Linked DNA regions of Homo sapiens: region 1 is linked to region 2. The links are chromatin contacts, found by Hi-C in ENCODE. All regions are on one chromosome and are shown on one strand. The core of a region is the stretch at or near the end of the contact, and the rest is flanking DNA. Distances in the headings are between cores, read along the strand shown.

Evidence for each region. Hi-C counts contacts between places; a loop is a spot of excess contacts on that map.
Region 1: a loop to region 2 is called in a map of astrocyte of the cerebellum, with 2.0 times the contacts of the local background. The contact joins the enhancer-like site here to the promoter of LINC01682 in region 2. A Hi-C loop is called at or near these places in 1 of 168 maps with a recorded cell type or tissue (astrocyte of the cerebellum).

Annotation. Positions count from the first base shown.
Region 1 is chr1:229,941,416-229,947,218 of GRCh38, reverse strand. No RefSeq gene overlaps it. Among named protein-coding and RNA genes, the nearest start is that of LINC01736, 58 kb to the left of the region's middle. Within about 2 kb of position 4,543, at least 3 of the 41 ENCODE cell types and tissues checked have a DNase peak (open chromatin) inside an H3K27ac peak, as active enhancers do.
Region 2 is chr1:229,883,427-229,888,858 of GRCh38, reverse strand. It overlaps LINC01682 (long intergenic non-protein coding RNA 1682), which reads left to right and starts at 3,041. Exons shown (of 2, transcript NR_146476.1): 1 at 3,041-3,319.

The sequences.
Region 1 (5,803 bases), core at 3,294-5,793, 57 kb before region 2:
TTTGATATTTATTTTTTAAAATCAGTGGCTTTTTTATTGTCATATCTCATTTCTCTTTTTATGCTCCAACATGACCCTGTATTCTTCTGAGCTCAATAAATTCTTGTTGATTGACTACACACATAAATGCCTTGTCCTAGGCTTATTTTAGCCATATACTAAGCTTTTTCTGCCTTCTGGAAGTCCTAAGTATCCATGTGTGCCCTAGATTATAAGCGCCAAGGAAACAAGGGTTGTTTAGTTGTATCAGTCCTAGTTCTGTTGTGCACCACGAAAGATTGTATTAATGATTTTTGTAAAGACAACAATGATGGTAATGATGATGATGACAATGATGATGCTGTCCAAGGGCAGGATATTGGGTTAAATGACCCCACTTCTCTCTAGTTCAAAGAAATTCCTGATATGTAAAATAAGATTGGACTTGAATCTTGTCTACAGTCTATCATTCCATGAAGTGCAGCAAGGAAGCATGCAAAGGAATGTGTGGACATCTGACTGGTGGGCTTGTGCCCCCAAGAGGGATCTATCTCAAGTGCCTGTCTTCCCAGAGTGCTGGGAACATACACTCAGACCCAGTGCTCTGTACAGGCGCCAGGGTGGTCTTGGATGAGAAATACAGGACACTGTGGTGTATCCCAAAGTGTGTCTGGGGTCTGCAGAGCTGGGTGGTCTCATTGTTAATGTATACCAAGTGCTGCTAGGAGCTCAAGAGCTCTTTTGAGCACAGTGTCTTGGACTCAAATAGCATGTTCTTCCAGAGGGCTCATTCCTTTTCCTTTTTGAGACAGAGTCTCGCTCTGTTGCCCAGGCTGGAGTGTAATGGCGCGATCTCGGCTCACTGCAACTTCTGCCTCCCTGGTTCAAGCGATTCTCCTGCCTCAGCCTCTAGAGTAGCTGGGATTACAGGCACCCACCTCCATGCCTGGCTAATTTTTGTATTTTTAGTAGAGATGAGGTTTCACCATGTTGGCCAGGCTGGTCTCAAACTCCTGACGTCAAGCCATCCACCTGCCTCGGCCTCCCAAAGTGCTGGGATTATAGGCGTGAGCCACCGCGCCCGGCCTCATTCCTCTTTCTAGGAATTTCTTCCTCAGCAGTCACTGAGTCTCTGGGGTAGTGAGAGTGTTTCTGACCCCAAGGAGGCCATTCATAGTGTCTTCATTACAGGTGGAAAGGCAATCAGCAATCCAAGGGAATGCATAGTTTGCTCAGGTGGCAGAGACAGACACAAAGCATTTCACATTCTCTGTGAGCTGAGGGTGGGGGTGATAGTGGGGACCTGGGGAGTCTTCAAGAACCCATTAGTCTCAACCTGAGTATTTGTCTTGCAGGACATGGATGTTGGGAGCTAAAAGAAGATAAAGTTGGAGCCAGGTTGGAAGGCTGATTGCTCAGGGCCTTGATTCCAGGGTAATTTTTTTTTTTTTTTAATCAGTTCTAGGAAGCCAATGAAAGGGTTTCGCTTAGAGCAGGGTTTTCAGCCGTGACGCTACTGACATTCTGGGACAGCTCATTCTTTGTGGAAGGGGCTGTGTGCAACATGCATTCCAGGATGTCCAGAAGCATCCCTGGCCTCTTACCCTCCACGTGCCAGGAGCAGCACACAAGCCCGCGTGACACCCACAAGCATCTCCTGACACCATCACATCTCTGGAGGCAGAATCGCGCTGGTGGGGAACCACTGATATAGAGGACCATCTGTGGAGAAGGACATTTTGGGAAGCTGACCCGGCAGCAGTATGTAGGTGGCTGGAGGAGACACATGCTGAGGAGGTGACTGCTCGGGAGGTGAATTCGATAGCCCGGGAGGAAGCAGATGGGGAATAGAGGCTAGCTGCCCCTGGGGAGGGCATGGGTGGTTGGGCAGTGGGAGGCGGAAAGAGTGGATGGGACTTGCGGTTGATGGAATGCAGATGACAGGAGATGGGAAAGAGTCAAAGATGGCCCCCAGGCTGGTGCCCAGGGGAGCCTTAACATCATTGTCTGAAACATGTATGTCAAGAAATGGGGAATTGGGGTGAGGAGGGGTGAAGCTGACCAAACGTTTGGATTTTAACATCCTTTTAGGGAAAGAGGTTGGGAACGACAATACTGTATTTTATAAAAGGGAAAATTAAGTTTAAAAAAAAAGATGAGTTGACCTGTCTAAATTGAAAACACTAAATTCTAACAGAGTTTATGCAAAAATTAAGGACTCGTGACTCCCCATTGCAGCGTGAAATGAATGGCCAACTTTAAAAACTTCCATTTCTATTCTCTTTGAAAATATGAGGACACTGAAATACAGGGAAGGCTGTATTTCACCGAACTTTCCTTTCAATCGTGCCTCCGTTACGTCATAGTCTCGCTCATGGGGAAGGGGAGGCTCAGGCTTTCAAGCAAGCAGTAAAAACATGAGTTATTGTTGCCTCTGGAAATCATTGACCGATTAGAAGAGGAGCAGTGAGGAAGCTGCTGCCTCCATGAGCAACAGGGCGGGCACCAGCCGACCGCACCTGGTGGGTCTTCCAGCTGGGGTTGGTGACTTGGTCAGGGCCGGCTCAGAGGCCTCCTCTTTAAGGGCAGCCTATGGGACAGCACTGCCAGAACAAGCCCACTGCAGCCTGGAGAGGATCCAGCCTGGGGGGGACGCGGAGTCTACGTGGCTACCGCAGGCGAGCGGGACGCCGGACACACACATGGCCTCACATGGTTCAAAGACGTTCCTGGGCCAAGGTGGGCCCCTGGCACCGCTCAGCAGCTCCCTGGGGCTGCACATTTGGCGCTGAGCCCAGGGATTCCAGTTTTGCTCCCTGTGCGAATCCTCTGGGGCAGCACCGTGAGAAGCCGTGAAGCAAGGAACAGTGAGAGAAGGAGAAACACAGAACCCGGGCAATCAGAGAACCAGTGGCCTGGCACTGACATGCTCACCTGTCTCCCACTGCTGCTGTTCCCATACGCCCTAGGTGCCACCCGTCACAACGACCTGCACACGGCCTGGCCTCCAGATGTCTTGTTCTTCAAGGCCTCTAGACTGCCTCCTCCAGGAAGCCTTCCCCAGGTGCAACTTCCTCTTCCTCCAGGAGCTCAACATGGTGCTTTACACATCAGTGCGCAGACTGGTTCCTCTATCTGGATCGGAATGCCTTGAGAGCAGGGACTCCACCATGTTCATTATGTTTAACCCAGAGGTCCCAAGCTCTCCGCACTCCTGGGTTAACCGCTTCGGGAACGTCAACTCCCCTGACCCAAGCCCTTGCTGGTGTGACGGAGAAAGGCAGGGCCCCATTGCTCTTCCTCTCTCACAGGCCCCTTCCCTCCTCCTCCCACAGCTGCTCTGGGCGAGTTCGCACCAGTGGGGCTGCCCTGTCCCTTGTCCCCATCAGGCACAATCTTTGTTGCTACCCAGCCCCACCAACAGTAAACCACACTGTCCAACAAAGTTTTACGAAAGGTTGAGGGTAACATGGGGTGAATAACAACTTAGAAAGAGAAAGCTTCAGAAAAGCCACTCCCCACGTCCTCCCACCTTCTCTCTGTCCGGGGTCTTCCTTTGGCCATCAGTCTTCTTAATTCTGGCTGGCAGATCTGCTCCAGCCAAACAAGTCTGCCCTATAAGCCCTCCCTCCCCTGGTGATGCAGACGGCCACTCTCCTGCTAAGGGTGCTCCCCACCCTCTGTTATGATCGCCGCCCCCCACCACTCTCTGCCATACCTTTGCACAAGCAAAAAGCCCTTACTGGACATTCTAAATATGAGCTGTAGTGCCACCGTTACAGTACAGGGACAGGCTGCACTTTAAAAACGACACTTTCCCCAGCATTTTGTCTTTTTTTGTCTTATTATTAAATTCAAAGCACTCAACAAGGGTGTCTGGGCCATGCTAAGTACACAATAATGTTGGTTAATTGAATTGATGAATCTGATTTCCTTCATTATTCAATTTGGGTTGAGATAAAACAGTATTTGTAACTCATTTAATGAAATAATTGAGAGACAGTGGCTGCATCAAATAGTGGGAGAGTTTTACATTTGTATCCCTTGACTTTGGATTCATTGAAGCTGGCCGATTGGTCATTCCTCAGTTGGCTGTAAAGATGCAGTAGACACTGTTCATGTCCTCAAAACCAATAAACATGTTTGATCAGATTCAGAGAGCCCAGGCGGATAGCGGGCACTGGGGCAACAATTGGAATTCCCTTTCAAATTTAGGGGAAGGCAACCCAGCCACTGTTGTCAGGTGGGCTGGATAGCATTAGCCCATGAGTTAGAAAACACAGCAGAGGTGAAATCCAGACACAAGAAAATAGAGTAAAACTTGAGTGAAAGAGAATTCAGTGTCTGAGCCAGAAAGACAGCTGCAGGTGTGGGGCCATAGGACAGTCACTGGGTTCCCAGAACACAGATTTCTGGGACAGGTGGGGACTTAGAGCCTCACAAGAGCCCTGGAGTTGCTGGGCAGCAACCAAGGTGTTTTTCATGGGGCAGCTATGGCCTGCTGGCCAAAAGAGCTTGAGCACATGTCAACCAGAAGTGAGAGCTCATGGGTATGTACCTCAGATTTGGCCTGAAAGCCCACGCAGGCTGCCAAAGACTGGAATAAAACCCAAATGTCCACTGACAGGAGCATGTGTGGATAAAGTGTAATTCACACAATCCAACAATAATGGCCAAACTGCAGCTGTGCAAACATGAGAGACTCACAAACATTATCCTGAGTGAGAGAATCAGGAAAAAAGAATACATTGGTGTAATTCCATTCATCCTAAAACAGAAAACACAGAGCCATATTTTTAGGTTTGAAATACATAGGTGGCAAACATACAAAGAAAAGCAAGGAAATTATTGGGCTGAATAACAAGACAATGAATCGCTCTGGATGGGAAGGATGTCTTGGGGGCTTTTGCCATCGTGGTAACACAAACGTTCCTTGATTGTGTTGTAACCCCACTGTAAGTATTGTAACCCCATTGATCACACCATCAAAAAATCGTAAGTCAAGGCATCGTGAGTCAGAGACTGCCTCTATTCTACTTTTTAATCTGCCTGCTGGTTATAATTGACCGCATATGTTTTGTGCACTTTTCTTTTTCTATGTTATATTTCATGACGTGTTTTTAAGTGGAAAGAAGTCGTGCTAGTTGCAATTCTGCAGCCAGTCCCTTTGAGGACTCTCTTATTTTTCGCTTTCCCCAACACTGCTTTGTTTGCCAGCCATCAATGACAATTTTGGCAGGCTCCCCGTAGGCGCAATCTGCAGGCTTCTTGGCCCATTTATTCAATCAACAAATACTTTCCAGGAGCGTACTATGTGCTGGGCACTGTGCTAGCCTCCGGGGGTTCAGGTATGCTGCTTGCTCCCACGGTGTCCTGCTAAGCAAAAAACTATGTGACACTTGATGCTTCCCTTCCCCCCCAGCATTTCTGGAAGCTCAGAGCTGAAGTTTGTTTTTATTTTTAGTAGCTTCCCCTATGGTTGATTTTTGGATGTAATGATCCCCTACCCCTTTTGTCACACAAGCAACGTTTTTACTTCTTTAGTTTTGCAGGTTTGTCAACCAAATTTTACTGGAAGCCACTTCAAATCCTTGTGGGTGGTAGTTACAGAAAATGGGTGAGCCATGGAGCACCCCTTGCTCTCTCCTCTTGACTCCTCTTCCCAGTGGTCATGTCTAACCTCTCCGTCCCCACCTGTGCCCTGCACCAAGGCCCTGAGCTTGCCCATTCAACCCCTCTCCATCAGTCCCTACCAACGAGGCTGTGCCCCATCCTTGAGACATTTTCAGGGACACTTTTACTTTCATATCCGTCACATTTTCCA
Region 2 (5,432 bases), core at 1,792-4,291:
GGCCACCTCACTGACGTATTCCTTATATTGCTAATGGAGAGCAAACCCTCTGGGCTCTCCCAGAGCTGGCTAATTGGCAGATTCTCTGGTCTTACATAGTAAATCTATTTTTGTATGCCTACCTCGCTAGACACTCTACCCTTTCTGCTGCAAAGTTCTGGCATTAACAAGAGGTCATTATTGTTTCCAAGCTGTAAGGCACTATCTTGGCAGTGCATCAGGACTGGCTTAGGTGTTCTTGCCAGGACACTACATCCTGAGCCACAGGAGACAGCCCACATATCCATAAACTCTCCTTCAGTCCAGCATTCTCAAAATTCAGCCCCAAACATGTCTTCCTGGGTCATGTTGGTACACATTAGCTAGATGTTACATCCCTTTCTGAAACGATGACAGTAATTCTCTCATCGGGCATTCCAAGGCATGTACCAATTATTGGCCTAAACAGGGATTGGCAAACTATGGCCCATGTGTCAAATATTGTGTGTTTTTTGTAAATAAAGTTTTATTGAAATACCCATTCATTTACATATTGTCTATGCTGCCTTTGTGATACAATGGAAGAGTTGAATCATTATGGCAAACACTGTACAGACCACAAAGCCTAAATTTTTTGCTGTCTCTTTACAAAATAAGTCTGCTGACCCCTGGTCTAGAAGCTGTGAGGGCTGGTGGAGGAAATCTTGAGAAGGGTACTCATCATCTCAGAAAGCCTCTGCCTCAAGTGAGGGCTTTGTATGGTCTTGGGGTAAGGGAAGGCTTTTTCTCTCTACAAGGGAAGTGGGCCACTTCTGCAAGCCGAGAGAGTTCCAGGGAATCTGAGGATTGAAGGTTCTCAAGCACATCTACCTGAAAGTCCTCATTTCAGGTCCTCAGGTCTCTTCCTCCTTATCAGCCCCTTGACTTTGACACAGAACATTTGCTGGAGCCACAAATTCAGACTTTGCTATTCTTTTATCAGATCATAAGCTTAATTTTCAGCAGGATGTGCCATCCAGTTACAGAGCCTTGTTAATTGGTAGATTCTCTGGTCTTACATAATAAATCTATTTTTGTATGCCTACCTTGCTAGACATTCTACCCTTTTTGCTGCCAAGGCAGTTTTGGCATTAACAGGAGGTCATTATTGTTTGCAAGCTGTAAGGCACTATCTTGGCAGTGCATTAGGACTGGCTCTAGCTGTTACATGCTGTCATAGAGATTTTCTGGCTTCTAATTCTGTGCTTACTTTGGTTGTTAGCTGACTCAGCCTGGCCTATTTTCTCCCTTCAGGGCATTGATGCACCTAACAATCATCTCCACCGCACTTGTATGTGCTGTCACCACCATAGCTCTCAAATGCTAGTGATATTATTGCACAAGCTGGTGCGTCCTCTAGCACCTGCACTTCTTCCTGTATCAACCAGGCTCCAGCCCAGCCAGGAGTTTTAAACCACATTAGTTATTTTTACAGAGAGAATTTAATACCAAGAATTGAGGAACCAGACAGGTCTAAATGGGCACATTGAGATAGGGTGAACAACCATCCCAGTTTGCCCAGGACTGTTCTAGTTTTAGCACTTAAAGCACTGTGCTCTGGGAAAAACTTTAGTCTCAGGCAGAGCAGGACTGCTGGCCACCCTCACTGAGGTATCACAGAGATGGTAACGGCAGGATGCAGCTCTCATCCCAGTACTGGGGGGCACACAGGAAAGAGTTTTGTCTAAGTAGAGGGCACCAGCTAACTGGTGCTTGTATCCCTGAGGGGTGCCATGAAGCTGGTTTGGGCAAAGCCATTAACTGGAACCAATTGTTGCTATTGGAACCAAGTGTTGTGAGTGCAAAGGTGATGCATCATTGCTGGGATGAGCCTGACACCAGAGGAAGGGAGGAGATGAGAAGGAGCATGTCCCTTCTTTCTTCTCTAGCCTCCAGTTTTCCTCCAGCTTCCCGTTGCCCCCCGCCCCAGAGCCTAACTGGGAGCCACTGGCAGGGCAGAAATGTGGTAGGTGGGAATTCCTAGCCGCAGCATCAGAGAGCAGTGTACCAAAGACCCGCATCCACCCTGGCATTCCGGCTGCTTACTGGGTGGAGCTGCAGTAGCTTATTCACCAAGTGAAGACATTCTTAACAGTCACGATGCATGCCAAGGGGTCATCACCACCCACTTACCACCGAAAACCGGGGCCTTGTTGCCCTCTGAGCAGCAAAGGATCCAAGAGCAGAATCCCACAAAACTCTGCTACCAAGACCCCTTCAAACTCTAGCTGTCTTAGTTTGGGGGGCCCCCAAAGCAGATCCCAAGGCAAAGATTTGAGCACAGTGATTTATTTGGGAGGTGGATGGGGCAAATAAAGATACATTATTGAGCCAGCTAGCACCACAGGAGACTGTAGGGTTGGTCTGGGCTGGGTCCAAGTGGGCTGCTTTAGAATCCAGATGACGGAGCTGGGGGAAAGAAGCACATTCCCCATTTCTTCAAGAAACTCAGCCTACCTGCAGGAATGCAGGGAGCACCTCAGAGGCTTTAGACCGTGGTGGGGAACCCCACGCAGGCTGCACCTAAGGCAGGGACACGCAGTTCACATCTGCCACAGCTGTGATGAGGGGCCTCCACTGGATATCTGGCCATGGCACACAGCGGCCACCACCAAAAGGGCAGGAGGAGGGAGACATGAGATCTGAAGTCAGCTTGAGTGAGGAGCCTGAGATGCTGAAGAAATCGGGAGAACGTGGCGGGTAGTGGGCAATGCCTTAGTTTGAGTTACCCCCAGAAGCAATCCCTGGGAAAGGACACAAGCACATGTTGCTTCCTTGGGAGGTAAAGGAAAACATCATTAGGGGAGTAGTGAAATGAGACAGGAAAGGGGATGTGGCCGGTACAGGGTGTGTTATCACAGCAGCCATGGCTGTGGGTAACAGGAGCCTAATGCCACAGGGAGCTGGAAGCCAGCAGAACACACATACCTTGTGGGTGGGAGAAGCTTCAGTGTTTCCGTGCAGGATTCAAAGATTGCTTCTCTCATTAATTCTCCTCCTGGACTGCCTTGCCTGAGGGCAGAATGACCTTCTGTGGCTACAGAGAAAGGCTTCAGGCAAAGAGATGCAGCTCTGGGCCCCAGAGTCCGCTGGAGCACACTGAAGCTGGAGCACACTGAAGTGGAAGATGGGGCTGCAGACAGAGACTGGGCAGCCTCTGCTCCAGGGAGGCCCGAGAGCCAGAGAGCAGATTCCATAAGAAGAATAACTCCCATTCCTCATGCATGAGACCCTCTGCTAAATGCTTCCTGTGCACCACCTCCAGAAATCCTCCCAAGCCAGGACACCAGCAGTATTACAGGTGGAATATCCCTTATCCGACATGCTTGGGTCCACAAGTGTTTTGGATTTTTTCAGATTTTGGAATATTTGCGTATATATAATGAGATATCTTGGGGATGGGACTGAAGTCCAAACATGAAATTCATTTATGTTTCATATACACCTTATATGCAGCACATAGCCCAAAAGTGATTTTGTGTAATATTTTAAATACTTTAGTGCATGAAACATAGTTGTGACTATAACCTGTCACATGAAACCAGGTTGGAATTTTCCACTGGTGGTGTCATGTTGATGCTCAAAAAGTTTTGGATTTTGGAGCATTTTCGATTTCGGATTTCTAGAGTAGGGATGCTCAACTGTATTATTATTTTCATTTTACAGGTAAGAAAATGGAGGCTCCCAGAGATTTGACAACCTGCCCGCAGCAATGACCAAATCAGACTTGGTGCTAAGTCTGCACCTCCCCAAAGTCAGTGTGTTTGTATGCTCTGCTGCCACTGCCCCCCGCTGGCCCTGCACATGATGTGAACCATCAGGCAGACCTGGAGTTCTGTCTCCTGGGTGGGCTGCTTGCCAACACCAGGGTGGCTGGCCCCTGCCTGTGTCAGGTCCTGCAGTGTTGACTCTCTTCGTGTGATGTTGGGCAGGTGGAGCTGGTTGTGCTGAGCCTGAGGAAACATCCAATGTGCCAAACTTTCTTGTGTGTTTCCCTCTGCTGGTTATTTAGTAAGCCCAGGAAAAGAGCAAATCCTGCCCCCAACAGATGATCCTCTCGATGAGAGTGGTTATGGTGATGATGCCAGCATGCAGTGGGGAGATTCGACTTTTCGAGATTCTTCCAGCCCTTTGCTTCCCACATTTCATAATGCTTGATGGCAACAGCTCTGCTGACTGTTTGGGAAAAAGACAATACTTATGTCCCTTTTAGAGACACTTTACTCAGTCCCTCCCGCAATGCTTAGTACGCAGAGAAAATAGTAAAATTAACCCGATTTGCTCATCACTCAGTTTTGGCCGTTATCAACTAATGGCCACTCTAGTTTCTACTGGGGTCCCATATACTCTGCCTGTCCCCTGATTATTTAGGTGCTAATCCCAACATTGTATCCTTTTGATGCGTTCCAAAGCAAAAATATTGATTCCTAAGCTACCCTTGTGAATTTTCTGATTCAGGAGGTCAGGAATGGGGCCTGGGAATCTACACGTATTTTCGATTCTCCAGGTCTGGGAACCTACAGTATAAAGGAATGAGCATGGACTTTAAGAAAGTCTGAGTTTGAGTCTTGGTTTTGCCCAAGCCTTATAACTTTGGACGAAAACTTTAAGTTTTTGGACCTTGACCTCTTTGTCTTGAAGGATCACCAACTCTGTGAACTTGTGGTCCACTAAGACCCTCCAACATTTTTCACATTAAATACATGCTATCAATCTTGTGTCTCTCAGCCTTCCCCTGCCTTGGTGTTAGGCTGGGGGTGGCGGCAGCAGGATTGCTTGTGAGTTATCCTCTTTTGTGGTGGTTGCGTCCACAAGATCTCTCCAAGCTGTGTTCCCTGTCTCCCATGTGGTGTGTCCCAACACTGTGTCCCCTTTAGTCCCATTCAAGCTTCCCTCACTCTATTTGCTCCAACCCACTGTGCCCAGCTCCCTGGGAAACTGATGGGCAGAACCTATCCCTAAACAGCATTCTTCAATCACAAAATTCTTGCACCTAGAGTAAAACTGACATTTGATTCAGGTCAGTGATCGTTTTTTCCAACCAAAACCAAATCCTAATTTCCGTGGTTGGCATGCATGCAGTCATTTGGTGCTTATGAAAAAGAAAGCAGGCTTCACTGAATTGCAAAAACAAGAACTTTGCTGGCTTTTGGTGTGCTCAGCATTTTTCTGAATGAAGATGGCAACTCACAGTGAATACACATTTTTTTTTCTGGTTATTTAATTAAATGGAGTTCAGAGGGAAGGAACATAAATAAATAAGACAAGCAAATTGGGACGCACATTTGAACTAGAATGAGAAAAGAGCGGTTTCCTGAGGCGGAACACCTTCACAATGGAGCACAGCTTTATTTAGTACAACACTGCCCCTGCAAATTGTGTCCTCAGTTGTTTTGGGGAGTTGAATGTAACTT